2 separate regions of the Homo sapiens genome follow, and region 1 is linked to region 2. The links are chromatin loops, found by intact Hi-C in ENCODE. Cell type or tissue: endothelial cell of umbilical vein. All regions are shown on one strand. Each heading gives the region's core, and the rest is flanking DNA. Links, peaks and the distances in the headings are about the cores only. Region 1 overlaps AKAP13 (A-kinase anchoring protein 13). Region 2 overlaps AKAP13 (A-kinase anchoring protein 13).

Region 1 (16,442 bases), core at 3,566-11,565, 61 kb after region 2:
TCTTTACAGGAACAAGGTCTCATGGATCATACACACAAATGTTAAATTCTACTAAAATTACCAACAGCTTTGTGAAATAAAAGGAGGGAGGAAGGAAGAAAGGGAGATGGCAGAATCAAAATTTCAGTTGGGAAAAAGTGACAGGATAGTTTAATCTTGAGGACAAGTCTTCTGGAGCAAGATTTATTAACCACAACATTTACTGAATACCTCCTGTTTGCCAGGTGCTTCCACAGGTACAATTTCATTGATTCCTCATAAAAACCTGTAAGGTGAAATTTTACTGTCTATTTTACAGATGAGGAAAAGTAGCACTTAGAATTTAAGTCAGTTATATAACATCACACAGCTAATAAAACAGATTTGCTTTAAACTCAGTTGTGTAAATCAGTCTTTCCACTACATCTAATTTTGCCACTTGATAAATCCCCCAAGAAATGAAACTATAACAGAGAAAAGTTAGTATTTGAGGAAAGAAAACTTGGGATTCATTACTCATAATCAATATCCCTACATTTGATTTTACATAAATGCTAAAGGACAGAAAAAGATGTTTTTTAAAAAATAAAAATGCCAAGTGATTCTTAATTTTACATTAAACGGACTCAACTTCTCTGCCAACATTTCAATATTTGACATTCCACTTTTTAAAAGTTTCTCTCTATAGTAATATCTTACAAAAATAGAATGAACAAACCAAACATACAGACTAAAAGATCTCTGGATATTGCTACCCAAGTCTTCCTGAAAATGAACAGATACACTGATCTGGCTTTTCTCTTTGGAGCAAACATTCATTATTTCTTTTGGCAGCATTTCAGATATTTAAAGATGGCCGTCGTGCTTCACCACCCTCTTCAGGCTTCTCTTTCGAATCATGATTCCCACAACGGCTCCTCAGACAACAGAATACCTGAGTGCTCTCTAGTTAGTGTACTTCTTGTGATGTGGATGCCCCAAACAAAATCCTCTGACATGGTGCACACTGGGATAACTAAGATCAAATTGGTTTTCTTGACACACATATTACACCGCTAGAAGAATAAGTTTATTGTGAAATAAACTTACTTCCCATATATTTTCTTTCAGTGTGACTTACAGTATCAGGTCTCCTTTAAACTATAATCTTGTGATTTTGTTTTAAAACCTACTTTATAGCTTTCTGTATAGATATATTCTCTCAAATAAATTCTCATTTGTTTTAAAGTTATCATTTTAGCCTTAAGAGAGTATAGTGAACCTAAATTCCATCACTGAAGTAACAGCTGTTTCTCCAAACTCTGTATCATTCATAAATCTGAAGAGCAAGGCTAATGATGGAACCCAGAATTAAATCACTAAAAGCCTCCCCTGGTAGGACATCTGTCCATCAATCAGCACTCCTAATATATATATATATATATATATTTTTTTTTTTTTAGACGGAGTCTGGCTCTGTTGCCCAGGCTGGAGTGCAGTGGTGAGATCTCGGCTCACTGCAAGCTCCGCCTCCGGGGTTCATGCCATTCTCCTGCCTCAGCCTCCTGAGTAGCTGGGACTACAGGCGCCCGCCACCACGCCCAGCTAATTTTCTACATTTTTAGTAGAGACGGGGTTTCACCGTGTTAGCCAGGATGGTCTCGATCTCCTGACCTCGTGATCCACCCGCCTTGGACTCCCAAAGTGCTGGGATTACAGGCGTGAGCCACCGCACCCGGCCCCAGCACTCCTAAGATTAAGTAAAATGCTGGTCTATCAGCTACAAAGCCAACTGAATTCTGAGTCCCATACCTCCATCTTCTATACAATACAGAATAATTAATAAAACTTCTTCCTGAAATTAATACATACTAAATGTATGGCATTCTCCTATTCAACCTATCAAATAATGCTATCCAAAAGGGAAATGAGACACTACTCATGCAGTGTACTGTTTGATAACCATTTATGTTGTCTATTTAAAACCAGATCCTAAAGACTGTTGTATTTGATAAAACTATAAGCCATATTTACTCATAGTTTTGAATCTTCTAACAACATTTCTTTTTAGCATGACCACAAGAACATAAGACAGTCCAGCACTGACAAAAACAAAAACAAAAGCTACTTCATAATAGTACAATGACACAAGAACTTCTTCTCACATGTAGAAATCTTACCAATTTCATGAAGCCCGTAAGTGCAAATTTTTGAGTAAAATTACTATAAATAATAGCATCCCTTTTAAGGCATTAAGGTAAGAAGAATATGTTCTCTCCACATTTACTTTTTCTTTCTTTTTTTCTTTTTTTTTTGTGAGACAGGGTCTCACTCTGTTGCCCAGACTGGAGTGCAGTGGTACAATCTTGGCTCACCACAACCTTCGCCTCCCAGGCTCAAGTGATTCTCCTGCCTCAGCCTCCTGAGTATCTGGGGATTATAGGCACGTGTCACTACTACCCAGCTAATTCTTGTATTTTTAGTAGAGACGGTGTTTCACCATGTTGACCTGGCTGGTCTTGAACTCCTGACCTCAAATGATCCACCCGCCTCGGCCTCCCAAACTGCTGGGATTTACAGGTGTGAGCCACCACGCTTGATCTACTTAAACATGATAACTATACCATCAAATAGTCAATTCAAATGAATTCACAACCTTATGCTATTTTTCCCACCCAAATAGTTGGTATATATACAAGTGCAAAATGCGTATGTGATTCAGACAAAACCACCAGTAAAAAAAATCTATTTCAGATGGTAATCTAGATCTTGAAAAGTATTTATTATGAGGTAATTTTTAAACAGGTTTACTAAAGTATAATTTACACATAATAAACTGCACCTATTCAAAGCATAATAAATGTTTCATGTATTGTCAAATTTTCCTAACATGTTTTTAAGATACATTAGAACTTTTAAAACCTGAGGGCCAAGAACACTAAACATGGCAAATAGAGTAACTAACAATTTCAACAACAACCAGGAAATTTCACATGGAAAATCTGTGACATTATTGGGACTGTATAGTACAACTCCATGTCACTGCCCTAAATCTTCAATAAGCTTTTCAGTAAAGTTTAATCATTAGGCAACTATTTATTAAACATGTACGCTTGGCATCGAGGATACGGCAGTGAACAAAATGGATATTAAATAATTACAATCATGTTTGAGACTGGCCCTTACAGTATATTACTAATCTGAGACTTGATGGAAGACTTAATAGGAATTAACCAGGCAAAGGGTGTATATGTGTGGATGGTGCTGTAGGGAGGCAGGCAAGGAAAGCTAGAGAGACTGACCTGTGTCTACGTTCAGGCAGAAGACTGCATAAGGCCCAGAGGGAAGAAAGAGCACAGAGACAAAGGATGAGGCCAGCCCCAGCTGAACATGTTACTTGTGTTCACAAGTGTATTGTCGCTACAATAGGAAAAGCAATCGAAGAGTTGTTAGCAAGGGAAAGGCAGGATCGCATCTGTATTTCAAAAATATATTTTTCTGGAATACGCTCAAAAGACAGAAGGGAGCAAGCTTAGAGACAGATGAGTCAGAAAGCTGTTAGAGAAGTCAGGTGAGAAATGATGGCAGTGTGAACTCAGCTGCTGAAAGCAGAGCTCAAGAAAAGAAACCGAGAGTCCAAAAATATTTAACATTAACAGGATATTGGGCATTGGGGTGGGAGCAGAAGTAAAAGAAGTGTGACGATGGACTAGGTTTCTGTCCTGAACAACTAGGTAAAGGGCGGAATGCAGCAGAAGTAGGTGGCAGGGGAGAGATCAGATGATGAATTCACTTTTAGACACAGTGAATCTGAGACATGGTATCTCAGAGATATCTGAGCAGAGCCATGGTAGGCAGTTGAAAGTGTGTGACTGGAACTCAGGGGAATGGCTGAGGTTGGGCATTCAGATTTGGGAATTAACACACAGAAGTGGCATCAAGGAAACTAAATGGAGAAAGTATTTCAAAGAAAGGATAGTAAACAGTGCGAAATGCTGTAAAAACGTCATGCAAATACAAGATCCGGATTTTGCTAGGCAAATATTTCATAGATCTTGGTGAGGGTAGTTCTGGCGTAGTTGTAGACTGATGAAAACTGGATTTAAATATTCTACTATTTCACAGGGGAAAACTTAAGGTTTTTTGGGGGAGGGGAGTGGGGGGGTGGAGTTTCGCTCTTGTTGCCCAGGCTGGAGCGCAGTGGCGCGATGTCGACTCACTGCAACCTCTGCCTCCCGGGTTCTAGTGATTCTCCTGCCTCAGCCTCCCAAGTAGCTGGGATTACAAGCGCCTGCCACCACGCCCGGCTAATTTTTTTATTTTTAGTAGAGACGGGGGAGTTTCACCATGTTAGCCAGGCTGGTCTTGATCTCCTGACCTCAGGTGATCCACCCACCTCGGCCTCCCGAAGTGCTGGGATTACAGGCCTGAGCCACCACGCCCGGCCCTTAAGCTCTATCTGTATACTAACTCTTCAGAGTTTTCTCTTAAGACATTTTTTTCCTTTAGAGAAAATGCCTTAAGTGAATCCTTATATAATGGTTGCTATAAGATTACTAACCTGACAATAAATAATTTAGATTGTTAAGAACTTTAAGAAGAAAACAAAACACTGACAGAGAAAAAGGGACCATTACCAAGAAGTGAGTTCCATGCATCACGACTATCCTTTTGTATACTTTTGATTGTGTCAAAGAGATCCTGCCATAGAAACCAAAATAGAACACTTGAATACACGTACTGCTGTCTTGGTCAGGAATATGAACAAAGGTTTCATATAGCTGAAGGAGAGAGGCAGGGTGGACAAGTGTTTTGGAAAGGAAATGGAAAAAGAAGGGAAGAGGCAACAAGTGAGAAACTCCTTTTCCATATGATCATCTATGGAAATAAGAACAAACTTCATTCCATAAAAAACAAAGGCAATGAGGTAAAAGGAAACAATGCTGACATTTACTGACCATAATTCTGTAATGGGATCTCGTTGTCATCAGCATGCCACGGTCAATTAGTAGCAAACTAATGAATATTAGCCAAATTTCTTTACCCATTCAGCAAATATTTAAGTGTCTGTTTTAGGTGAGTTGCCCTGTAAGGTGTTATGAGAGATATACAAATACATAAAACATTTTTGAGTCCTCAAAGAAAATACAGCAGGAGCAACTGTATGAAACACAAACACAAGACAGCTTGGGTAGGTAGTACAGATGAAAAGCAGAATTTCAGCAAAAGGAAGAGGATCTCTGGCTGAAGTGATAAGAAAGAAAAGATGCTGTTTTAAAATAAACGGAAGGAAACAGAGAAAATGGAAGAGAGGAGGTGGGTGTTGCATATGAAGAGTGTGAGTGAAGGTAAAGATGTTAATGAATGCCAGGTATGACAGAGGAATAGCACAATGTCTGGTTACATGCATCAGATTCATGCAAGGGACTGCTATGACATCAGGTAGGAAAAGCATTAACAGCATAGGTTATACAAACAGATGATGCAAGAAGAAAACCACCGTATGATCTAGGAATCCCACTACTGGGTATATATCCAAAGGACAGGAAATCAGTATTCACTCTCATGTTTAGTATACTGTTTGCAATAGCCAAGGTACAGAACCAAGTTAAGTGTCCATCGACAGATGAATGGATAAAGAAAATGTGGTACATATACACAACAGAATATTATTCAGCTGTAAAAAATAATGAAATCCTGTTATTTATGGCAAGATGGATGAGCCTAGAGGACACTACGTTAAATGAAATAAACCAAGCACAGAAAGACAACCACCATAAGATCTCACTGATAATGTGGAATCTAAATAAGTTGATTTCACAGAAATAAAGAGTACAACAGTGGTTACTAGAGGCTGGGACAAGGATGGGGAGAAGAGAATGGGGAGAGGTTGGTCAATGGGTAAAGAGTCATAAGAGGAACAAATGTAGTATTCCATCACACCGAAGGGTGACTATAGTTAGCAATAATATATTGTATATTTCAAACTAGCGGGAAGAGAGGATTTTGAATGTTTTCATCATTAAGAAATAATTAACGTTTGAGGTGACAGATATGCTAATTATCCTAATTTGATCATTACACATTGTATACATGTACCAAAATATCACACTGTACTCCATAAATACGTACAACTATGTGTCAATTAAAAATGAAAAAAGTGTATGTGTTATGCTAAAGAGTTTAAGACTCTATTCAGGGGCAATAGGGAGCCAGTGAAGATGTTTGAACAAAGAAGTGATATGACTTAGGCTGTCATTCAGAAAGGCAGTACAAAAGTCTTTAGCTTCATCCAGTCTAATCTCCCTTGTCTGGATTTCAGACTACTCCATGACCCTTAACCAATCTCATTTTCTATTGTTCTTCAAGATAAAGCCTAATTGTGTATCAAGGTTCCACAATCAGAATATGGTTCTTCCTACTTCAAGGCCCCCGGCTCTCAGAACAATCATGGTTTCTGGAATTCCCTCTCTCGCCTATCCACCTTAGTCAAAGTCCATCCTTTAATTCTACTTTCCCAATTCAGCTCTCTCTGCCTACTCTAACCCTCCTTAAAACGCTCTCCTTTGAACCACTATGGGGCTTAGACTCTGCCTTGCTGACTCTATGGTGTCCTGCCCTGTGTTGTTCATTGCTACTGCATGTTGGTCTGATTCTAAGCAAATAATAATTGCCTTAAAGGCAACAGCCATTTCTTAAATTTCTCCAGAGTGCCAAAAATGGTATGATACATCCAAGGTGAGATGAATAACTAATAATGTCTTCGTTTACCACCACAATCACAACCCTAAGACTTCCAATGGCTGACCAAATTTAGTTATTAAACAAGGAGAGAAAATAATTTTGTCTGAAGTAGTTTCTGTATTAGAAGAATACTCCTGGCCAGACACAAAAACTCCTGCTCAAAATAACCACAACCCAAGGAAAATATGAATCCCACATAAAATAAAAATGTATTACTTTAGGAAATTACTTGACTTCTTATTTTTCTCTTCAAAAAAAGAATAGCTCTAGCACAGTCACACAGTCAGACAAGCCAAAAAATGACTCAGCTTCCCATGGAAGACTTCCCTCATCCCTCCAGGCAAATATACACCATTGTACAGTCATGCGCTCCAAAAAATGCAGAGGTACAACTTGCTCTTTTTATCAATTGTCCAAAAAAACAAAGCAAAGGGGAAAAGAAAGAAGTTCTTCATGAAAAAGCCTATTTGTCAACACTACTGCCAGGTTAATTTTGGCATTCACTCATATTCAAAGCAATAAACTTGCTTCTGTTCATTCAGAGACTATTATCTGGAGCTTGTATTTTGAGAATTTTACTTAACTAGAACACATATTTTAATGTTCTGGAAATTTTTAAGAAAGTACAATGTAACTGTTTACCTTAGATTACACTGTGAACATTTGCTTTGGAAGGGTTATCACAAAAATATGTTTAAAGAGTGGAGAATGCTCCTTTACTTAAATACATACTAGCAGAGATGTCTCATACAGGAAACATCAAAGGAAATGAAGGGACAAATGAGTAGCTTAGTGACTCTATTAAGCTAGCATCGTGGTTAAAAGCATGAACTCTGGAGCTAGGCTGCCTTACGCAAGTTTTAAAACCTTTCTGTTCCTCAGTTTCTCACCTACAAAATGGGGATAAAAATAAAGGCAAATGGTTAAAAAAAAAGGTGTGAGCAATAAATGAATTAATGTATGTTACATTTTTGTCTTATTTTTTAAAAGGAGGTATTTAAGTCAGCCTACAAGGGTGCATATAAAATAAAACCAAGTAACTATGGTAAATTCTGACTCAAGTCAGAATGGAAAGAACAAAACACTTTTCCTTTCAATCAGACTACCATATCCCCTCTGGATCTATTTTGTACCATGACAAAGGAAAGCAGAGGGAAAAGTGAAGTCTTCTGATTATCTGATAACTGGAGAAGGTAGGGAGCTACCTCAAAAACTAAGAATAAAGGAACTACTAAGTATCTGAAGCTGTTTTACAAAGAAGTACTTCTTTAAAAGCCAAGATAGAACTAGGAACACAGATGGAAGAGTTAAGTCTCAAAAAAAAAAAAAGAAAAAAAGAAAAAAGCCTCTTCATCTGAGGCAAAGGGAAAGAAGAAACGACAGATATTTATAGATTTTTCCTGGCCAATCCCCAAGTGCCTAATTTGGATTGAACTTAAAATGTCCCCGAAACAATCCCCACCCAGAAGGCTGAAATACTAGTGTGACCCATTGGGGTAAAGAGCATCTAGCTCTGAGAGGTGATCCTGGGAAAGAAGCCTTGCACCATGACCACTTCTCTGGCCTTTTCTCTCACCTTTCCTTGCAAGATTCTTCTACTTCAGTCACACAAGTCAACTTACTGTTCTCAGATTATTTTACACCTGGCTGCCTCCATGTCCTTGACCCTGCCATGATGTTCTTCCCAGTCTAGGCAAAACCGGAAAAGTCTTTAAGATCTCTTCAACTGTAGTCACCCCCATGATGCCTCCACCAAACACCTCAGTCAAAAAACTGGCCTATCTTGCCTCTGACTCCATTAGAACTGTGTTAGCACTCATCCATCAATTATCACAGTTAAGTAGGGGCCTGTTGTACAAGTCTCGTGGAACAAGACATCTCCTGTTTCTTTGGATTTCTTAGCATTCAACAAATGGCTTCTGTGTAAATAAATATGCATATCTGAAAAGGATCTTTCAGGTAAAGGAACCTATGCTCAAGGGTAAATCAAACCTAGGCTGGGCACTGTGGCTCATGCCTGTAATCCCAGCACTTTGGGAGGCTGAGGTGGGCGGACCACCTGAGGTCAGGTGTTCAAGACTAGCCTGGCCAACATGGTGAAACCCCTTCTCTACTAAAAATACAAAAATCAGCTGGGCGTGGTGGTGGGTACTTGTAATCCCAACAACTCAGGAGGCTGAGGCAGGAGAATTGTTTGAACCCTAGAGGCGGAGGTTGCAGTGAGCCAAGATCATGCCACTGCACTCCAGCCTGGGTGACAGAGCAAGACTACATCTCAACAAAAAAAAAAAAAAAAAAAAAAAAAAGTAGATCAAACCAGTGCAGAAAATCTAGATTCAGAAGCTCCTTTATTTAAAAATGTAAAATAAACCACAAATATCTGACACACAGATATGCACTAAAGGGCATCCACTCTGCCCACTACAAACAAATGGTACTAGTAGTTAGACCTTATAAATACATGAGATCTATCAGAAATTTATCATTAAATGGAGGATATTCTGTCTACCCTTAATGCTGTTTTAAAAATTTTAATCCACTTTATTGAGGCATGACAGAAATACAAAAAGTTATGTATATTTAAAGTACACAACTTGATAAGCTTGAAGACTGAATGCTTTTTTAAAATATAAATGGAAGTTTGGGTGGGTTCCATAAAATTATCCATCCTTGAGATATGTCTAAATACATATTGATTTTTATATTATTTGTTCACAATTATTTATAAGCTTATATCCCAGTACCTTTTTAAAACAATTTTATTTTAAGTTCCGGGCTACATGTGCATGACTCGGGAGGTTTGTTACATAGGTAAACATGTGCCATGTTTGTTTGCTGCACCTATCAATCCATCAACCCAGGTATTAAGCCCAGCAATGCATCAGCTATTTATCCTGATGCTTTCCCACCTCCCACCTCACCCCACAACAGGCCCCAGTGTGTGTTGTTTCCCTCCCTGCATCCACATGTTCTCATTGTTCAGCTCCCCCTTATAAGTGAGAACATGCAGTGTTTGGTTTTCTGTTCCTGTGTTAGTTTGCTGAGGATAATGGCTTCCAGCTCCATCCATGTCCCTGCAAAAGACCCTTTCTAAGTGTGCAAATATCTCCCTCTGGAATTTATATGAATGTTCTACAATTGTTCCCAGTGAAACTTTTAAATATCCTCTCCACAAAATGGTAAATTATTCGAGACGAAGTTTCATGAAAGCATTCTGATAATTTCTCAAAAAATAACGGGATGTATGTGTGTGTTTAATGGCTCAGAAGCCCTGCAAAGCGCTGACTGTCGGGAATAGTTTATCTAGGAAATTAGGTAATCCATGGGGATTAAGAGCATAAATTATTACCAGGGGCACCCATGAGCTCTTAGTGCAGCACTGAGCAGGAAACATGTAAGTTGTCCCTCCAACTAGCCATCTATAGATTATTAACATCTCTCTTCTGACTGCCCTATGAAGATGTTACAGTAAACATCAGTGGTATTCAAGAGCTTAGCATATGGTTTATTGTTAAGAAGAACTTCCCAAATCTTCCTAATCTTTCTTTCATATAAGTAGGGTTTTCCTGGGTCTGAATTCTAATGGCTCTATGCATCTAACTCTCATTCTGATGAACCTAAAGAAGCTTTGAAGGCTGGGTGCAGCAGTTCATGCCTGTAATCCCAGCATTTTGGGAGGCCGAGGTGGGTGGATCACCTGAGGTCAGGAGTTCAAGAACAGCCTGACCAACATGGTGAAACCTCATCTCTACTAAAAATACAAAAATTAGCTGGGAGTGGTGGCAGGTGCCTGTAATCCTAGCTACTTGGGAGGCTGAGGCAGGAGAATTGCTTGAACCCGGGAGGCAGAGGTTGCAATGAGCCGAGATTGCAGCATTGCACTCCAGCCTGAGCAACAGAGCGAGGCTCCAACTTAAAAAAAAAAAAAAAGCAGCAGCAGCAGCAGCTTTTGATTGGTTCCATTTCATTACTGAGTCAATTATCCAAATTCTATACAGACAGAAAGATGAATCACCTCTCTTGGTTCAGTCCTAAATACTCATTTTAATGGGTTATCAATGAGGACCTTCCTATTCTTCACCTAATTTTTAGCTGCAACTCCTGCCACAGTGATTAAATCAGCTTTTCAACCTCAACTTACAAAACTTAAATCTTCAAATGTATTTATTATGTAAATAGGAAATAGTTATTTTTTTTAAAGTGACCTATTTAAGGTTGTCAGTGCCCTGAAGGAGAGAAAATAATAAATGAAGTAAATACTGTATCCCCTTATGTAGAGCTCGCTGAAGCAATACTTAACAAAAAACTGTCAACTAACTAGATATCAACCTTGCTGAAGTTCTTCCTGTGTCCCTTTTTCTTTTGAGACACTCAACACACATCAGACATTATAAATGTCTGCCATGTGTGAGAAATGTGACAAGTCACTGTGCATGAAAACATGGCTGAAGCAGAGTCACTGGCAGGAGGCGGCAGAGCTCCCAGTGCAGTACTTAGTGAGGCACATGAGATACACTGCAATTCCACTGGGTCTGTTCCAGTGTGGGGAAGGAGAAGAGTATAACAGGAGGCCTGAGAGAGCGAAGAGGACACCACAGGTAACACTGCACATCAGGGAAGGGCTTTAAAGAAGGAAAGGGTACCCATGTTGACTCCAGAGATGCATTTCAGGCACAGAATACATTGAGTGAATACAACAATAAATTTCAAATAATAAGGGGATTCTGGCGAGGCTGGCAGCTGGACTGTGGGGTGAAAAAGTATAGCTGATGGGACTGTACAAGTAATCTTCAGAGACAGACTGTAAAGTCCATGTATGCCACATCACAAAGTTTAAAAACCAAGGAGCTATTTAATTTACTTTGAGCAAGAATCTGCAACATGGGCTAGACAAAGTGGTTCTCAAAGTGCGGTCTGCAAAACCTTGAGGAGACCTTTTCAGGGTGTCTGTGTGATCAAAACTATTTTCATAGTAATGGTAAGATGTTACTTGCCTTTTTACTGTGTTGACATCTGCACTGATGGTGCCTTAGCACAAACCAAGGCATTGGTGCCAGAATGAATCAGGAGTCATTATAGTCTTCACTGCCATACTCTGAGTACACACCTTTTTAAAATTCTGTGTGACAAAATGGGAAGCAAACACATAATACTTCTGTGTATGTGATGTGATGCCTGTCTTGAGAAAAATCACTTGTACAGTTATTTTATGTTGTGAGCTAAACTGCTTTTTTCAGGAAACAACACTTTACTTAAAAGAATGACTGACAAATAATGGTTATTCAGAACTTGGGGTTATTTTCTTAGAACCTGCTTCTCAAGGGAAACAACTGACAGTATTTATAGTTGATAAAATTCAGACTTCAAATGAAAATGAAAATTCTGGAAAGCCTGTAGTCGTCACTATGAGTTTGCCAGTTAACAAATACTTAAAGACATTTCTGATGAGACTAGTAGTAACATTAACAAATTTGAGTTTCTGATATTGTAGAATGAAACATTCAACATTTGGAAGAGTTGTATTACTCAGTGAATCAATATTTTCCAAATGACCAATGTAGGATTTTACAAAATTATGCATGAGTAAAAGATTCATTGAAAGTATGATAGGCTGGGTGCAGTGGCTCACGCCTGTAATCCCAGCACTTTGGGAAGCTGAGGCGGGCGGATCACTAGGTCAGGAGTTCAAGACCAGGCTGGCCAACATGGTGAAATCCTGTCTCTACTAAAAATACAAAAATTATCCAGGTGTGGTGGTGCACATCTGTAATCCCAGTTACTGGGGAGGCTGAGGCAGGAGGAGAATCACTTGAATCCAGAAGGTGGGGGTGGCAGTGAGCCAAGACTGCACCACTGCACTCCAGCCTGGGTGACAGAGCAAGACTCCGTTTCAAAAAAATATATATATATGAGATAGACCAGACCCAGCACAATGGCTCACATCAGTAATCACAGCACTCTGGGAGGCTGAGGCGGGAGGATCACCTGAGATCAGGAGTTCAAGACCAGCCTGGCCAACATGGAGAAACCCCATCTCTATTAAAAATACAAAAATTAGCTGGGCATGGTGACGCACGCCTGTAATCTCAGCTACTTGGGAGGCTGAGGCACAAGAATGCCTTGAACCTGGGTGGTAGAGGTTGCAGTGGGCCGAGATTGTGCCACCGCACTCCAGCCTGGATGACAGAGTGAGACAGAGTACAAAAAGTTCAATGATACGATTTCAGATTGCATACCGAAAGTAGCTTTTAAGAACCTACTGTTTGTCAATTCTGATCTAGTATCAAAGAATATCACAATTATTTGAGAAAACTATTAAGGTAGTTCTCCCTTTTCTAAGCATATACCTGTATTTGCTTAATTTTCTTTATATACTTCAACTAAAACAATATATTGCAATAGGCTTAATGCATGAAAGATGTAAGAATCCAAATATTTTATATTAAGTCAGAAATTAAAACAATACCACTCCTCTAAATTTTTTTGTAGAAAAGTAATTTTTTGTAGAAAAAATATCTTTATAAAAATATAATTTTAATAATGATTAGTTTATTGTAGTAAATGAATTAATAAACATTTTTTAAATTTCTCAGTTTTAACTTCTAATACAGTAAACATTTCTAGATATAACCTATATAAACAAAAGCTCTTTGGGGCTCTTAATTTTTAAAAATGTGAAGAGATCTTAAGACCAAAGAGTTTGAGAACTGATGGGTTATAAGGAATACAAGAATAGCTGGAAGAAAAACACACACACACACACACACACACACACACACACACACACAAAGAATTCAGGTGAGAGAAGATGAGAGTATGAGTTCCCTAAATTGGCAGTTTAATGTGATAAGTTAAATTTACTGTCTCAGAGAAAAAAAGCTTTTCTTATTTTGGGGGAAAAGGATAGAATCTTGGGTGAGAGCTTTCTAACTTAACAGACTATATGAAAGCTAATGCCTTTAGTTATATGTGAGATTAGGTCTAAACAATTTCATAACATTATGAATGATGCTGGTGAATTAAGAGTAATTACAGCAAGAACAATAAACAGAGATGGTTTTCTGAAGGGCAAATAAAATTATTTAGGAAAAGACTTTTGATGACCTATGTGCTAATGAAGTTAACTGAAAGGTACTTCCTAAGGGACTATATGGCTGAATAAGTCTCATTGCATTTTTGAAAGACCAGGGCAAATGGTAAACTGACATGAGTAACTCTTTTTAATGCAAGTTCCTGAATTATTACTCGGATTAGTGCCCATTAATGTACATTTTAATACATAATAGTAATAGATACCCTCATAACAATAATTCTGAGCCATCAAGGATAAATTTTGCTCAGCATTTAAGAAGTCAGCCAAGTACATGGATATTTTAGAAATATAGTGTAGCAAAGGTGTCAAAGTAGAAGATCTGGCACGTAAGGCTTTACCTCCAGCTATCTGACTGCCATTCCAAAAAGATTAACTTGTCACAGGTTCTACAGTGGAAATGTTCCAATAATTGTAAGAGGGTCTTCCCACTCCTGGGGAAAGTGATATTAGGAAGAGCCACAGACACAATGCTAAGGAATGGAAGGTAAAAACGTGGCAGAAGAATTTTATCTCCCTGACAAAGACAAGTTGTTTCTTCAGCTCAGTTATTCATTGTGGTCATCAGGACATAAATGCTTTTTGGGGCTGGGTAGGGGAATATATTCCTTTAAAAGGCTATCTTGTTAAATTTAAAATTAATGTCATGCATTTGTTAAATCTTTTAATTACTATTTGTTTATTAAAAAGAATTTCCTAAAGGAACATTTGTGTTGTGAAAATGGATGTCAATATTTAAAGTCCTGTCTACTACATTAAAAATGGCCCAGCAGTGCCTCTACTTAGCAGCAGCTGTTGAAATTTCCTCCAAGTAATTGTGTATATCTAAAAGTAAAAGCCTGCTTTTAAAAATATTTAACAATTCGTACTTTTAATTTATTTAGATTTGTGCTATTATCTTCCACCATTAGACTAAACTAGTTGGTTATGTGATAAAACGCTTTTCAGAGGAAGAATAGTAAGCTAGCCTTTTTTTTTTTTTTTTTTTAAATCTAAGCTATTCCCATCTTCCCCATTCTATGCTGGGGTGATACACCACAAGAAGTTACAGGAACAACTGCTAAAAGAATTAAACATCTTGGGCCTTTACACAGCTGTTGCCATATCATGGCTTTGGTGCATGGTCGGTCACAGATGCTGTCAAGAGGCTTATGTTTAGTTATCCTTTTGCTTCCCCAACCCCCACATTAAAGGTCTCCTTCACCTTCTCTGTCCTTTTTGCTACCTCCCTTCTTCCTGCTCCAAGCTCCCACAAACCAGCCTTAATAAAAGAGGAAGGATCAAGGCAACACTCCACATCAGTCATATTTCAGGGCAGCTTGATGTTTGTTTGCTAATAGATGGTTGGTATTATCTAACCAATAGGGTGACTCCAAGTTTTAAAAAACAGCAAGACTAATTCAGAAATAATATTATTTCTTAATTTTTTTAAAAATAGAGATGGGGTCTCACTTTGTTGCCTAGGCTGGTCTTGAATGCCTAGGCTCAAGCAATCCTCCCACCTTGGCCTCCCAAAGTGCTAGGATTACAGGCATGAACCACCTCACCCAGCCCAGAGATAATATTCATAAAAGGTATGCATTATTTTGTTTTTATTTAACCCCTCTTCCTTCCCAAAGAGTTATGCCAAGAAACAGACAAATGGCAGTATAAGTTCCCATTAGGAATAAAACAAAGAAAACTTGGCATTGTTAGGCACTGATGAGCTTCCCACCTCCCCCCTTCTGGGACAGCTAGAAGCACAGTAGCTCCCCAAGATGAGACCAAAACCAGTGAGTAGGTAGAGATACACGGTAACTCTGACACCCAGGAGCAAATGTCAATCACCTGAATTCACTACTGCCAGAATCACTTAAGACCCTCCAGTGGCTACAAAGAAACCTGTGGGGCTATGACGGGTGGGATGTGCCAATGACAAATTCTATTCTTTTTCAAATCCTACAGAACACAGTCTTTCGATTTAAAAGCAAACCTAAGAGCACTTGTCCACATTATATTATATGCTAATCTTCAAACAATATTTCTTCTCACAGCTTGCAGGTACTCCTTTTAATGCGTTCAGCTGCAACAGCCACTGCAGGAAAGTTCCATGTCAGGAAAGCCAGGATTTAAATCCTTTTCCTCACTCAAGGAGGAAAGAGCAGGCTCAGACAAGGGAAAAACAATCCACTGAGCTTGATGTGAAGCAGATACAGCACCAGATTTCAGCACTAATGAAGGAAGAGGGCCAGAGCTCTATTTCCCTCCTTTCCATCATCCCATTAGGGAAACCTAATGACTCCTGGGAAGGAACATAGCCTATTGTGTTGACTACGAGGGTAATAGGGACAGGAACTGTTTCATAGCAAAACAATCATGATACACGCATCACTTTCTGGAACTGGAATGAAAAGTCTGACCCCCTATTTTAAGGCAAGCAATGCTGTCAACAGGGAAAATCCTTTGAGTGAAACATTTCAGCAGAATTCCACTTAATGCCTGATGTTACAATGCTACTAGAAGGGAACAGTAGAAGGGACAGTGGTGTAGATAGGCCTAAACAATGGAAAATTCCTTCTCTGAGTTCCCACGACCCAGGTGTCAACTCCTGGTTCATTTCTTTGTTTCTCCCAATAGAGCTTCTTGAGGGATGAAATCTGTCTTATTTTAC
Region 2 (16,442 bases), core at 5,373-13,372:
AACGTATATAACTCCCTCCCTCTAATTCATGGGGTCTAATCTTAAAGGAAAGGTATTTTTAAAGAAATGGTCTGAAAAGGAGAAGAAAAAAAGTGTAACAATAGCTTTTAAACACCACAGATGAACATCTAGATATCTGTCCCATGAGACAGAACAACACAACAAGGAAAATAAAATTTACATTGTCAAATAAAAAGTTTTGTGAAATTAGCATACAGTATTATTAGAAAGAGTACACAATGGGATGGGAACACACCCCCTACACCTTTGAGGGTATCTGTGTGCTAGAAAGATTATCTTGTGCCCTGGAATCAGGAGGCCAGTAGCTCAGCGTTAGTACTATACAGAAGACAAAAAAATGTTCTATCCAAACCAATTCTCAAAGGCAAGCATAAAGACAAATGACTTACAAAGGATGGCATGCAAGAGGCTAAAAGCCCCCATACAATTTCTTAGTACCAAGCCTACAGCATTTTCTGAGCTGGTCAGACCTTCAAGAACAGTCACTGGACACCAAAGTTGCTTACTTACTATGCAACTCCTCCTCCTCATCACTCGAATAAGAAGAGCCAAGAGAAAAGAGAGTTTTAGACTTAAGGAGGAGCGGAGAGATGCTGATGGAGATCCGCCTTGCTGGCCGCATCTGCTGCTGAGCTGAGAAGGAGGTTCACAGAAGACATTAGAGCATGCTCGGATTATGCCAGGGCCTTCAGCACATGGGGAAACAGCATAATGTCAATGGCCTATGCGGTTCCGGGAAATGCTGTCTAGGTGAATGATGTAATAATTTGTTTACATTCTCATCTCCATTTCTGAATATACAGAATTCTAATGCAGTTTCTAAAAAATTTGGCTAATAAATACATACCTGTTAGATTATGAAAATAAGAATGATCACAATTCATACCTGGGGTTCTCTTCCTTAAAAGTATACTAAAAACATCTAGTAGTGATGTTCCTCAGGATTTTATATCTGGCTCTCTTCTCCCTCACCCCAAATCTCCTAATTCACTCCACCTCTTAACAACGATCTGCATACAACACACTGGTGACTCACATCTTTCTAATCTGGAAGCCGGATCTCTGTTTAGATCTAGGCTCATTCCTCTCCCTGCTCACCTGTGGGTGGATGTTCCACAGGCAGCTAAAGCTCCAAAAGCAGGTAAGTGAACTTATCTTTTCCTGCAGACCTGTTCCTCCTCCTGTGTTCCTTCATTTAGTGAGTGGTACCAACATCTAACTCATTAATCAAAATGGAAACCTGGGCACCATTCCTGAATCCTTATATCACACTTCACTCAGGCTTCTTCACTTTGTCTTCCAGCTCAACCTCTATTCCTCCCCTATTGCCACTGCTCTCTGCCTTGGTTTAGGACATTGTCTACTACTGTAACTTGAATCCTGCAAAAGCCTTCTACTGGCTGGGCGTGGTGGCTCACGCCTGTAATCCCAGCACTTTGGGAGGCCGAGGTGGGCAAATCATGAGGTCAGGAGTTTGAGACTAGCCTGGCCAACACGGTGAAACCCCGTCTCCACTAAAAATACAAAAAATTAGCTGGGCATAGTGGTGGGCACCTGTAATCCCAGCTACTCAGGAGGCTGAGGCAGGAGAAGTGCTTGAACCCGGGAGGCAGAGGTTGCAGTGAGCCGAGATAGCGCCACTACATTCCAGCCCGGGCGATGGAGTGAGACTCCTTCTCAAAAAAAAAAAGCCTTCTACTGATCCAATCTCTCCTCCCAATACATTCTCACTATGGTCAGCCTGAAGTGTTCTAATCATTATTCGACCAACTTAATCAATGTAAATGATTCCAATTCCCTCAGGCAAGAGGCCCAAATTCCTCAGTCTTGCTTTCCACATACTAATTCACCCAGCTAATTCCCAGTTTCCTTCTGGTCCAAACTTTAATATTACTTTTCCTTAGTCAGCCTTCTGACCCCTTAGGTCTGTCAGTCCTATAACATCAGATGTTTAAGTTGCTGCATTTACCATTTTCTATTAGATTCACTTGCTCTCATCTGTAAATGTGGTGAGGAAAGGAACCCTACCTGTGAGTTCACCCCCCTCCTACCATGGTCTAGCCTGGTGTACGGAAAAGAGTAGGTACTCAAATATTTACTGGATAGACACATTAATAAATGAACTTCCCTTTATCAGACTTTCTGGAATCTCAATGTCCTAAATGAAATGAGAGAAAAAGCCCTGTACCTACCTATTATGAAAGCCACTCCATACCCCAGATAAATGCTAAGTGACATCACTATTTGCTGTTGCAGCTACTCCAAGTAACAGATCAAAGAAATGTTGGTACAAATACACACTAGTTTCTCAGGCAGAGTCTTGTGCAAAAGTAAGATACTACTGTAATGTGTGTTCTGATGTGCCTCCAAATGTCAAACAGATTTAGAAAATGAAAATAAGCTGCCCCTATTACTCAGAATCTAAGAACATCTCCTTCATGTGTCACAAAATCATGGATCATAAGGAAAAATCTTACGTGATGAGTGTCTAGAGTATCCCTGACATATGGAAATTTCCAACATATATATGATATAAAGGAAATGTTCTGGTAACAGAGCAATTCAATTTTACAAGGTAATTGAATTAAAGTTTATATTTATATATGCATTTAATGAACATGCATGTTTTCCAGTCTTACAATTTAATAAAAATGTCAAAAAGAAGTCTGATTACATTTTTGTTCTGATGTATTTGTCAATGTTATCTTTTCCAAACAGAACTGTGCTAAGAATATATATATATATTCACATATATTCATATATATATACACACACACACACACATACATATTTCAGTAAATTCCCATCATAGTTAGAGAAGAAATCCAGAAAACAGAGATAAAATATCCTCAATAGCACTGATGCCTAACTTTCCAGAGGCCCACCTTGATCTTTGGTCACACAGATCCTTTACCTTTTTAAAGATCTGGTACAGATATGTAACTGCCACAGTTCAGCTCTCAAGATGGCCTTAGCTGTCATAGTCTAATGCATGCCATACAACTACAAGCTACTACTCCCATCACAACATGCTTAAGAAACTTGGCAAACTCACATGCCATAAGCAAAGGTGTAAAAACAACCCCAAGGGAAAGTGCCCTTCTTTGTGATACACACAGAGTATTCCTTCTGAAATGCTTGGGGTCAGAAGTATTTCAGATTTTGAATTTTGGAATATTTGCATATATATGATGAGACATCTTGGGGAAGGGAACCACATCTGAACATGAAATTCATTTGTTTCATATACAGCTTATACACATAGCTCTAAGGTAATTTTATATAATATGTTACATAATTTTGTTAAGGCCTTATATGTGGAATTTTCCACTTGTGGCATCATGTTGGTGCTCGAACGTTTCAGATTTTGAGAAATTTCAGACTTTCAAATTAGGGATGCTCAACCTGTAACAAACCATGCAAAATGAAGGGGAAAATGAAATCTCATTAAGAAGCATATGAAGTTAAAACGTCTAACGGGTCCAATTCCCCTTTCAACATTATCACCACTAATGTGTTTCCAGGGATGCAATCAAGCAGATTCTCTATTATTTGAAGCATCTTCTGGGTGGGAGCAATGAAAAGGTTAAAAATACAGCCATAGAAAGGGATCATCTGGGTCGGGCACGGTGGCTCACGCCTGTAATCCCAGCACTTTGGGAGGCCGAGGTGGGCAGATCATGAGGTCAGGAGATCGAGACCATTCTGGCTAACATGGTAAAACCCCATCTCTACTAAAAACATGCAAAAAAAAAATTAGCCGGGTGTGGTGGCGGGCACCTGTAGTCCCAGCTACTCGGGAGGTTGAGGCAGGAGAATGGCATGAACCCGGGAGGCAGAGCTTGCAGTGAGCCAAGATCGTGCCACTGCACTCCAGCCTGGGCAACAACAGAGCAAGATTCTGTTCTGTCTCCCCAAAAAAAAAAAAAAAAAAAAAAAAAAGAAAGAAAGAAAGGGATCATCTGTAATAACTGAATTCTATACATGTGAAAATAAAATTTATTTTTAAGTTCTATCAAGAAACCATCTATGTTTCCCAGCACAGTGGGAGAAAAAGGCTCCACACAATCTTTCTCTGATGCAAGGAGGAGAAATGCTGTGAACACATTCCATGGAGAAGTTTCTCTCAGGGCAGTCCTCCCAGGCACCAAGCCTCATGACACAGCCAGCACCTGTGCTACTGCGACCCCCTAAAAAATTGCCGGCAAGTCACGCTCATCATATCCCACCCTTCGAATCAAGACAGGAAGTCCAAGACAGGAGACACTGCAGCTTTTCCCGTCCTCTGTGGTTCCTAAAGAAGCTACTGCTTGCCTACTCTCCACCCCAGAAAGTGATACAGAAATATTTTAGTCACCCTCTCTATTCAGTATTTTCCTTTACATCAGTAGATTTTTTAAAAAACAGATCCCAGCTTAGAAATAATGCTACAAGTTTGTCTGTTTTTCTAATCTAGCAAATGACCCAACAAAAGACATTCTGGACAACAGCTCAGTGGAAATACATTTCCAGAAATGCTCAAGTTTTACTGACAGCTGTGATAAACTGTGGTTGAGGAAACTAATAATTTCTTTAGAAGGAAAAAGAGCACAGGTAAAAGCTGGAAAGCAGTGAGATTAGGATGAGTTTAGAAAACATTCTGTTCCTAAACAAGCACACTCATAATAAACAGCCAAGTGCAAGACAACAAGGGACAATGTCCTAGCAATGGTGAGCAATGTTTAACCTTGCTTAAGCTCTGGGCAGAGAAAAATGGACCCTGGCACTGTTCTGGTTATTGTGAACAATCACACTCCACAATGACAGCATGTGCTCATTATATGACAGAAAATATGCTATGGACTTCAAATGAAGTCAGATTTAAGCCACATCACATTATCATCCCCATTTAACAGTTGAATTGATGCAGAGAGTTTCAGTAACAAGCTCAAAGTAATACAGCTACTAAGTGTGCTTAAAATATCAGTTAAAATATTTTGAGTGTACCAAACATTTTAGGCTTTAAAAATCACTGAGGATTTTATTTATGACACTATTTCAGTTAGGGAGACTATGACCATAGATGAATCATGCTGAGTATTTAAGTGACTTGGAATTGAACACTTGAGCCTGGAGCAAATTATGAAGTATCAGTTATCCCGATGCTTAAGGCATACCACACACACTTTAACACAAGTTTTAGTCTTCTCTTTAGTCAGAATTTTAACATTTCCAAAATGATGTATTATGTTTCTAGTGTAGAATAACAAATACAGGTGGGAAACTATTTTAATTGTATATAGGAGGAACTAAGGAGAAATAGTGACATTAAGGTTGATGGGTCCTTCTGTTGCAGCATATGCTATTAGGAAGGTACGTGGGGCTAGCTATCATTCCAGCCTGCATGAAACGTACACTACAAATCAGAATGAGGGTATTACATTTGGATGAAAGGAATAAACTCTTGCTTGAAGCTCCACTTTTGACAGCAGTCTACTACTGCAATCAGGTTCCCTAGGTGAGTTGAGCAGAAAAATTCTCAGCAACGGGAAGAAAAGCTCTATGTGTCAGAACCTCTAGAATAGCGCTTTGGGGAGTTAGCTGTATTATTTATAGTGTTTGGATAGCAACTGAAAACACAGTCAAAAAGCACCGTGTTTTGTGAAGGAAAAATAATGAAGTGTTTCATCCACAAGGAAAGAAAGCATGTCACAAAATATAGGAAAAAGGTCTCTCTATGGGACACATTCTGTTGGTACTAGTTATCTGTTGCTGTAGAAGTACAATATCCACTATGTCACGACACTTGCTGGTCACGGAAGGAGGGGACGCTGAGCTGAAATGTCTCACTTAGAGTGCCTTCCTGGCCTTCTCTGGCTACTGAGTGCTAGCATTCTGGCTTATCAAATTCACTGCAAACTATTCAATTGTACTTTCCATTCTATACAAGCCAAACATCTAACTCAAAGCCAAATTAAAAAAAAAAAAAAATCCAAACAAGCAAAAACAGGAAAAGCTATTTCTGTCACAGTTCTGGGGGACATATCTTTGAAAATAAGTCTCCGTTAGACACCTTTTGTCAAATACGCTAGATTTGTATTTGAAATATTAATCACATGAAAACAAGAAAAAAGTTAACAGAATCACCCATTATGTCTTTCTCTCTCTCTCTTTTTTTTTTTTTTTTTTTTTTTTTGAGGCAGTGTCTCACTCTATCACCCAGGCTGGGATGCAGTGGTGCCATCACAGCTCACTGCAGCCTTGACCTCCTGGGCTCATGATCCTCTTGCCTCAGCCTCTGAAGCAGCTGGACTACAGGCATGTGTCAGCATGTCTGGCTAGAGTCATCCATTATGTCTTAATTCCACTGTGAAAATTTTAAAAATTAGGATTCCAGTAAGTCATGAAGTGAGATGGAACATCCCATGAATATAGGGCATCTGCTTCTGTCACCAACTCTTAAACTGAATTATATCAGGGAACAATGAGGAAACCCCATAAACACCAGGAGAGTGTGTTTATTTCCTTTGCTTCAGCCTCCGAGACACATGGTCTTTCAGCAAAGAACATAATGTATCACTCACTCCCTCTCTGATGAGAATTTAATCTTTATATCCAGATCCCACACAGCAACTACTCATAAAAAAATCAACATTTAAAAAATAAAAAATGAGGCTTCTCAAAGAACAAGTTGCCTTTTTTGTGACAAACAACACTGATCCAATCCAAGTATGTTTTTGAGCATCACAAGGCCCTGCGCTTATGGATGCCATGACATCTCTACATAACTTCCAACACCAGTTGATCTGAATCCGCATACAGGTCCACTAACCCCTTTCAGATGCAATCCTACTGGCCCTCACTGAACTAAATCTCTGTCTCAGTCTTGCTTTGTCCTTCTTGAGCTTGACATTGTTGAAAAGCTCAGGTCAGTTACTGTGCGAGGTTTCTCCACTGACAAGTTTATGGAAGACAGAGATCAACTGAGGAACTTTTTAGATTAAAGTGGACTAAAGAGATATGACAACTTAATTCAATGTATATTCTTAGATTGAATCTTGGACCCAGAAATAAGTGAGAAAATTTGAAATCTGAATAAGGTGTACATACTAGATAACACAATTTTATCGATATTAATTTCCTGATTTGGATAATTAGACTACTGTAATACAGTACTACCACAGTATATAAGAGTATAAGGTACTCTTATATACTAATGCTAGCACTCAGTAGCCAGAGAAGGCCAGTATATGGTACCCATATACTATGGTAATATAAGACAATATCTTTGTTTTTAGGAAATATACACTAAATTAGAGGTAAAGGAGAGTTATGGATATAACTTATTCTCTCAAGTGTTTCAGAAAAAATCTTTAGGGGAGTGATAAAGAGAGGGAGAGAGGCTGGCGAAACAAGTATTCTAACATTTGAGGACTGGACGTGAAGAATACATGGGAATACTTTGTACTATTTTTGCAATTTTTTCCCCAGTGAATATTATTTGTAACTATTTTTCAAGTCTAAAATTATTTCAAAATAAAAAAATTTTAAAAAGTGTGTCAGATTCATGCCCACAAATACAATAAACTTAATGTATTAGGGATATTTTTAGGTAAAAGGAAGAAGATCTCAAGATAAACTCTATGCCACCTTTTCTGTTTAAGTGCTGAGCCATTCACTCAAAGAAGTAGTAAGCAAATTTTGGCAGGTAATGTTATGGGGCCTTAAAGTGAGAAAAATAATAGGAAGAGTGGTTAAGATTTAATATATTTAATTTTTTTAAAAAGTAGTATACTCACTGTCCAATCCAGGATGGCTGATTGTCATTAATGAGATGGATTTTGTCAATGGAGAGGAAATGGCTGATGTACAGTAATTAAATCCCTGCTGCTTAGATCTGTGACATATCTGTGAAGTAAAAAAGTGAAGAACACGTTGTAAGCATATACTCTCATATTTCTAGATAAGCATAAAACCTTATAATTAGACCCACATAGTAAAATAAGGCAGTGAAGAAGCGGGTGAGAGCACAGGCCTTGTGGTCAGACAGACTTAGGTTAAAGTCTGCTCCTGCTACTTAACAGCTGCTCAGTTTCAGAGAAGTTACTTAGCTTTTCTGAGGCTTAGTTTTCTCATCTGTAAAATGGGGATCATTAGAGTATCCATTCTTTACAGTGGTTCTGTATCCCTCATAGCATCTAACAATGTTTCAAACTTAGTAAGTACTTAATAAATATCTGCTGGATGCATAATCACTTAAAAATAATTTCACTGGAAATATCAAACTACATACAATACTTGTTCTTTGAAAATCTAAATATTTCTTCATACAGATATAGTAGAATATCAGTAATAGTATTCTGATTTTACTTTATTTATTATTATTTTTTTTTAGACAGAGTCTCACTCTGTCACCCAGCTGATGTGCAGAGGCATAATCTTGGTTTACTTACTGCAACCTCTGCCTCCAGGTTCCAACAATTCTCCTGCCTCAGACTCCTGAGTAGCTGGGATTACAGGTGCGCGCCACCACGCGCAGCTAAATTTTGTATTTTTAGTAGAGATGGGGTATCACCATGTTGGTCAGGCAGGTCTCGAACTCCTGACCTTGTGATCCGCCTGCCTCGGCCTCCCAAAGTGTTGGGATTACAGGCGTGAGTCACCGCACCCAGCCTATTTTTATTTTTGAGACAGAGTCTCACTGTGTCGCCCAGGCTGGAGTGCAGTGGCATGATCTCGGCTCATTGCAACCTCTGCCTCCCAGGTTCAAGCGATTCTCCCGCCTCAGCCTCCTGAGTAGCTGGGATTACAGGGGTGCACCACCACGCCCAGCTAATTTTTTGTATTTTTGGTAGAGACAGGGTTTCACCATGTTGGCCAGGCTGGTCTTAAATCCCTGGGCTCAAATGATCCACCCATCTCAGCCTCCCAAAGTGCTGGGATTATAGGTGTGAACCACCAGGCCTGGCCTCTGATTTTAAATAATTGGAAATTGAGATTCAAGTAAAGTGTCTTAAGATCACAAACAAAACAACAGTGTATCTGGAAAGAAGCCTAAATCTCTTCCCTATCCTCTTCTAAGATGATAGTGATTCTACATGAACGTAAAGGTAACTGAAATTTGATAATTTAACTCTCTCAGTAAATTCACAGCAGCTTTGAGACCATGTAATCCAACCACCTGCAGAAGTTCCTGGTACAACATCCCTGAAAGACAGTCATCTAGTGTCCACTAGCACACTTCTGGTGATAAGAGCCCATTCCAATTGTTAACTGACTTTATCATTAATCCTTTCCCTTCACAGAATGAAATCTGCCTCCTTATGACTCACATATTGAAAGGGAAGCAGTGAAAAATCCGTTACTAGCATGAACTTGACTCACTTAGGCCAGACTTCTGATTATTTAGAGCTTGTTTCATGTGTAACCATGGCAGCTGAGGCAAACAGTTGCTATGTTTCAAATACAACTGTGAGGTCTAAAAAATGACCTCAGTGAAAGGCAGAGACTTTTAACAGGAAGTTGGCTACAGGCAACTCGTCTAGATCAGAGTGAAACAAGCAGCTCAAATGCCTACTCTGAGGTTCCATACAAGATAAAAACTATGGGTAAGTAGAGATTCCAGGAAGGCTAAGCATAGCAAGGCACTAAAACAACAACTTTATCTAGAAAGACTGAATCAGAAAGTCCACTTCAGAAAGACAGTCCATTTTAGAAACACATCAGTAGTAGTAACGTCTTACTAAAATGCAGGGTTATCTGTCAAATTCCCGGAAATATCCATCTTAGAAAAGGTATCACATAAATAATATTAAGAAAATTAAATCATTCTTATTTCCTCCTTGAAAACTCACCTACTCCAAAAACCTGGAAAAAAGCAGAGAAATTAATAGCCAGGAACTCTTGAGTTTAATACTGTTCAGCTAATAGCCACTTACACGGCCTTAGGCAAGTCATTTAAATGAGCTGGAGCTAAATCTGAAGGGATATGTCAGTCTTGGCCTATGATTCTGTTTACAAATCCACAATTTTGGTATTTTACCTCATCTTGTAAATGATTTCCAAAGGATTCTATAAATTTGAAATGCAATTTATTTTAAAGATTTTTTCACTGTTTATTTACCCTTAGCAAAGCTGTGCTCAGTAGCCATCCAAGAATTGTTCCTATTTTTTTCTTCCTTTCTCTGTTACCATTAGGCTGAGTAAATCTAAATCACTTGCTTCAACAAGCATATTCTTCATATTCTTATTTTTTCTAACTCCTTCTGAAGTATCAGAACAAGTAGAAAAATTTTTAAAAGGGGCAAAATTCACTCTTCAACTGATTTTCATTATGCCTAAATCTCTTTATTTGTCTGGTCTCACACAAGCATAAGTGTTACAATAATTACTAAGATAATCCTTCAGTGTCAAGTTTATATTTGGTCATGTTAGTGCTTCATAGTAGGATGCAATAAAAATTTAAACTTCTACACAAAGTCCTACTCAGCAAATCAAGGAAGAGGTTGTCAATGTTTTTGTTTAATTAGAAATGTATCATTAGATTCTTGCCTCAAACTCCAGTCATCTATTCAAAAACAGTTTTTTTTTAAATTGTAAGTGTTTCATTTGGAGGAAATAAGATGCATCCCAGAATGCTTTCGTAAATTAATCAGTCTTCTGACCCAAGAGGAAGAGAAAAGACTTGCAGTGAGGTACAATGATATAAAAGCAAATAATTTGAATTCTCAACTCAAAAGCTCCCCAAGGGATTGTCAAAAGTGGTAAGTGATAATGAGGACATCCAGAAGATGAGAACTAAGAAGTCACTTTGATTTGGCTGACATGGAAATCCATGACCTTCAAGACAGGAGTTTCAAGAGACTGGTAGCAGCAGAAATTAAGAGATGATTAGATGGTGATAAAGAGAAGGCAAAGGCCAGGCACAGTGGCTCACACCTGTAATGCCAGCACTTTGGGAGACTGAGGCAGAAGGATCACTTGAACTGGGGAAGTTGAAGCTGCAGTGACCTGTGATGGCACCACTGCACTCCAGTATGGGCGACAGAGTGAGACCCTGTCTCTAAATAAGTAAATAAATAAATAAAATTTTAAAAAGAGAAGGCAGGGAGCATAGATGCTCTCTTAAGAATTCTGGTAGGCATCAGAGTGAACAGGCGACCTACAGAAGGCAGAAAATTTTTGCAATCTACCCCTCTGACAAAGGGCTAATATCCAGAATCTACAAAGAACTTAAAAAAATTTACAAGAAAAAAAAAACTCCATCAAAAAGTGGGTAAAGGATATGAACAGACACTTCTCAAAAGAAGACATTTATGCAGCCAACAGACACATGAAAAAATGCTCATCATCACTGGCCATCAGAGAAATGCAAATCAAAACCACAATGAGATACCATCTCACACCAGTTAGAATGGTGATCATTAAAAAGTCAGCAAACAACAGATGCTGGAGAGGATATGGAGAGATAGGAACGCTTTTACACTGTTGGCGGGACTGTGAACTAGTTCAACCATTGTGGAAGACAGTGTGGCGATTCCTCAAGGATCTAGAACTAGAAATACCATTTGACCCAACGATCCCATTACTGGGTATATACCCAAAGGATTATAAATCAAGCTACTATAAAGACACATGCACATGTATGTTTATTATGGCATTGTTAACAATAGCAAAGACTTGGAACCAACCCAAATGTCCATGATAGACTGGATTAAGAAAATGTGGCACATATACACCATGGAATACTATGTAGCCATAAAAAAGGATGAGTTCATGTCCTTTGCAGGGAGATGGATGAAGCTGGAAACCATCATTCTGAGTAAACTATCGCTAAGGACAGAAAACCAAACACCGCATGTTCTCACTCATAGGTGGGAACTGAACAATGAGAACACTTGGACACGGGGCGGGGAACATCACACACCGGGGCCTGTTGTGTGGTAGGGGGCTGGGGGAGGGATAGCATTAGGAGAAATACCTAATGTAAATGACGAGTTAATGGGTGCAGCAAACCAACACGGCACATGTATACCTATGTAACAAACCTGCACGTTGTGCACATGTACCCTAGAACTTAAAGTGTAAAAATAATAATTTTTTAAAAAAAGAATTCTGGTAGGGATGGGAAGGAGAGAGAATCAACTGACATTTCCTGGAAGGTGTAGTAAGAAAGTTTTGTTTTTAATTTTTTTCCTACAAAGGAGAAACTTGGGATATGTTTTAGAGAATTGGGAAAATTAATAACGATATGTAGCGTATTTCAAGATTCAGTTTACTATTGAGAGGGTAAAAGATGGTCTCAGATAAGAAGGAAAAACTCAATTTAATATCCTGGATACTTTCCTAATTTTAAAAAGTGTGCCTTGATGGAATATTTAAATCTATGCAGATTAACGTAGTCTTTATTTTTTCTTTTTTCTTTTTGGAGACAGAGTCTTGCTCTGTCACCCAGGCTGGAGTGCAGTGGTGCAATCACAACTCAATGCAGCCTTAAACTCCTGGTCTCAAGTAATCCTCCTACCTCAGCCTCCCGAGTAGCTGGAACTACAAGCACAAACCACCATGTCCAGCTAATTTTTAAATTTTTTGTAGAGATGGGGGGTCTTGCTATGTTGCCCAGGCTGGTCTTGAACTCCTGGGCTCAATTGATCCTCCTGCCTCAACCTCCCAAAGCACTGGGATTATAGGCATGAGCCACCATGCCTGGCCCTTTTTAATTAGGTGCTAAACACTTGGTTTAGTGCTAGATTAAGTATATCATATAATGGGTAAGTAATCATAGCTACTAGCCTTATACTACCAGAAGCCTTGCCTTCTATGTTCATATTTTGTGAAATATATTTTTTCCAAATTAGACATATTTAAGACTTACCTGCTGATCAAACATCCTATGTTCTCTCTGGTCTGACTCCAGATCCTCTTCTGAAAGTGACACCAAAGAGTCAACCCGTTCCTCACCACTGAATGGGTGTCTGAGCTCTTCGGCATTTGCAGAGCTTACTTCTAGAGATGAGGATGGCTTGTTTCCGACACCAGCTCCTCCTGTCAAGCCTTCTAGACTGAAACTGAACATAGGGCACAAAAGTTAATTCATTCTATTTCTGGGTCTCAAAAACAAAGGAGGACACAAAATCCCTTTGGGTATATCTCCCTTGTTTGTGTATTATTTCTATGTCAGCTAGCAAAACTGTCTAAAAGGGCATGGCACAAAGAATACTACCTACCTTTCCCCCACAGATCTTGGAATACTGAGAAAGAATACTGCACTTAGATTTTCTTACCGCATTAAATTTATCCAAATGTTGAACCACCTAAGATCACTTCTCAGATTTTTTTCTACACACTATATGGACAGACCATAGTTATCTGATATTTTATATATGTGTTTTTTCCTTGATCTAATTAATCTTTGTGAATCTAACTCTACTAATGCCAAGTAATTAAATGTCACAGAGAAAATACGAGCTTAAGTAACTTTCAGAAGGCAAACTGGGTAACTTGCCCTTATGTCCATTAAGTGGACCTTTATAATTTTACATTCAAGTTGACCTTTATAATTTTACAGGTATGCTTTCACCCAAGAAAACCCAAGTGTTACTCATGAGTGTTACCATCTATGCACACCTGGCCAAACAACTGCTGACAGACTTCTCGAGAATTGTTAGTTGCAACAGGCACATATAACACCTTAATGAACAAATGCTGAAAAGCAACCTGGTCTAAGAGTAGAAAGAGTTGTAATTTTTTGCCTGGATATTGGTAAAGGGAACAAAGGCAGTCAGGATTTGGCATTTTAAAGAGGATTCCTCCAAGACAGATTCTGTGGTTTGCAGAATGAAAAGCATTTTCAGTAAGCAGAAGGCTACAGAGACAGGTTAGCGATTTAACCTCCTTGGGTTGCTAACTAGAGTAATTCACATCTGTTACAACTGCAGCGGAAACTTCTTTAAAATAACCAAGATCTCGAAACATAGCTGTAGCTGACCATGTTCTCCGCTAACAATGAGCTGGAATTCAATCTGAAGGTATACTGAAGCTACTTAGTTACCTCCACTCAAGGAAAACTGTACAGAAAATTGCTCCAATTAAGTTCATACCTACCAGTCCAGGACTTGTATTTGCTTTTTTAAATTATTTATTTATTTATTTTGGTTTTGTAAATAACTTAACGAACTGAAGCCATATAACTCTATTTTCTCTAGTAGGTAAACTAAACAATGGATATGTTTTTCTTCAATATAATAGAAATCATGACTAACTACAAGTAAATGACTCTGTAAACCTCATTTTCTTTCTTTTCCTATTTTTTTTTTTTTTTGAGACAGAGCCTCCCTCTGTTGCCCAGGCTGGAGTGCAGTGGCACGACCTTGGCTCACTGCTACCTCCATCTCCCGGATTCAAGTGGTTCTCCTGCCTTAGCCTCCCAGGTAGCTGGGATTACAGGCACCTGCTACCGTGTCTGGCCAATTTTTGTATTTTTAGTAGAGATGGGGTTTCACCACGTTTTTCAGGCTGGTCTCCAATGCCTGACCTCAGGTGATCCGCCCACCGCAGCCTCCCAAAGTACTGGGATTACAGGTGTGAGCCACCATGCCTGGCCTGTAAAACTCACTTTCAATACCAGGGATAAGAGGAGGGGCTAAGTGAAGAAGAAATTACTTGAAAAGCCTAAGAAAACCAGATCTATGCTTACTGCAAAACTTAATTCTGAAAATGTTTTAGTAATTAAATCTGGCTGTTCAGTTGAGAGAAGAATATGAAACGATGAGGAGTCTCTGAATTTGGAATCTACACAGAATGGTGGATTTAGAAGCATAATAGAAATCAGTGCATCTTATTAGCTGCCTTGGTTCTTTGATTGTTTTCTTCGGGTTCCAAGAATTTTTAGGATCTGAAAATCAAGACAAACCAAAACAGAGAGAGATAAATCTGTGCAGAAAACATCAAATCTATGGCCATTTGAGACATACAGGATGCATCACCCGACTCTTAGGCTGCATCCCTTCAGCTGAGTTAGTGACACCCATAGCAAAGGCAATGAAATGCTGTGCTCACAGACAAAGCAGGCTGCCCATATGCATCCCAGCCACACAGAAGCCAGCTCCAAGCCAAAAGCCCTGATGGCGTATTTTATGGTTCCCCATTTGGTGGCGGGACACATAACAATATCATACCTTCTGTAATTAAAGTCAGCACTCAGGCCAGCAGAGTACTGCACACCAGAGGGGCACCAGCTCATACTGGGGATGACATCAAAGACAGAAACAGAAATGCAGGGAGAAAAGAGGAAACAGGAATGGGGTTATTAGGTTTAAAAACGAAGGGCATAGTTAGAGACAGACGGATTTATGCGATCAACAAAAAATTTAGGAATGTAACACTGACAATTTTTAAAAAGGCTATAATAAAAAATCATAGAAACTTAAAAATATTTTCTTCTTGTCTAGACAGCATTGTGGAAAAAGACTGTGGGTTCTTTACAGTATCACCAGTTCAACCTGAAACCCAAAAATTCCTTCTAGTGAACTGTGGCAACTACCTATGGCTTGCTCTTCAGACATGAGAGGTATTTCAAACTCCACCACTGGGTACAATCTCTCAGTACATCGCATACTCCCACATCACCCTTACCATAGTATCTCTAATCCTAGACTTTTTAAAAGAGACAGTGACAAACTGTGCTCTGGTGGGCTCATGGAGTCATCCGGTTTTTTTTTTTTTTTTTCATGTGTTTCCATTACGGATCCAACCAAACCAGACATTAATAGATTCTGCATGATAAGATACTTAGTCAACACTGGCATCCATCTTCAAACCCTACTCACTAGGCTGTTACGTTAAAGATAAAGCATATAACACTGATTATATATTTGCTTATGTTTTAATGATAATGAAAACTACCCCCCAAGACGGAGTTTCACTCTTGTTGCCCAGGCTAGAGAGTAATGGTGCGATCCTGGCTCACCGCAACCTCTGTCTCCCAGGTTCAAGCGATTCTCCTGCCTCAGCCTCCCGAGTAGCTGGGATTACAGGTGTGCACCACCACACCCAGCTAATTTTGTATTTTTTTTAGTAGAGATGGGCTTTCACCATGTTGGTCAGGCTGGTCTCAAACTCCTGACCTCAAGTGATCCACCCGCCTCAGCCTCCCAAAGTGCTGGGATTATAGGCTTGAGCCACCGCACCTGGCTGATAATAAAAATTTAAAAAAAAGGAATTCTATGGCACTGAGTTAGAAATGTATCTTTTTAATTTCAAGTTTGTTTCCATTTTTCCTACAAGATAAAAAAAATCCATCTGATCATCTACTTCCTTGAATATCCCAGTAGCGGTGTCCATTATCAAGTAGCAAGGACAGAAAATCTGGGGTTGGAAATGCTAAGTAAACACCACTAGCTAAAACAATAATCAATTCAAAATATTGTGTGTTCTATAAAGGA

The links. Hi-C counts contacts between places; a loop is a spot of excess contacts. Peaks named below come from ENCODE experiments on the same cell type or tissue, not always from the same donor. Only the 100,000 strongest peaks of a DNase experiment are listed, where the experiment ranks them.
Region 1: a loop joins it to region 2, with 4 times the contacts of the local background. A loop is called at or near these places in 11 of 110 quality-filtered maps.

The regions. Positions count from the first base shown.
Region 1 is chr15:85,598,657-85,615,098 of GRCh38, reverse strand. All of the region lies in intron 8 of AKAP13 (A-kinase anchoring protein 13), which reads right to left. Among named protein-coding and RNA genes, the nearest start is that of LINC02883, 150 kb to the left of the region's middle. RefSeq lists enhancers at 2,510-2,679, 2,959-3,128. In endothelial cell of umbilical vein, for the core only: no CTCF peak of the experiment used is centred there; a DNase peak (open chromatin) is centred at 7,028; H3K27ac peaks cover 2,601 bases.
Region 2 is chr15:85,661,188-85,677,629 of GRCh38, reverse strand. It overlaps AKAP13 (A-kinase anchoring protein 13), which reads right to left. Exons shown (of 37, transcript NM_007200.5): 13 at 12,875-13,067; 14 at 7,800-7,908. Among named protein-coding and RNA genes, the nearest start is that of LINC02883, 89 kb to the left of the region's middle. RefSeq lists enhancers at 148-317, 9,373-9,542. In endothelial cell of umbilical vein, for the core only: no CTCF peak of the experiment used is centred there; a DNase peak (open chromatin) is centred at 9,429; H3K27ac peaks cover 2,520 bases.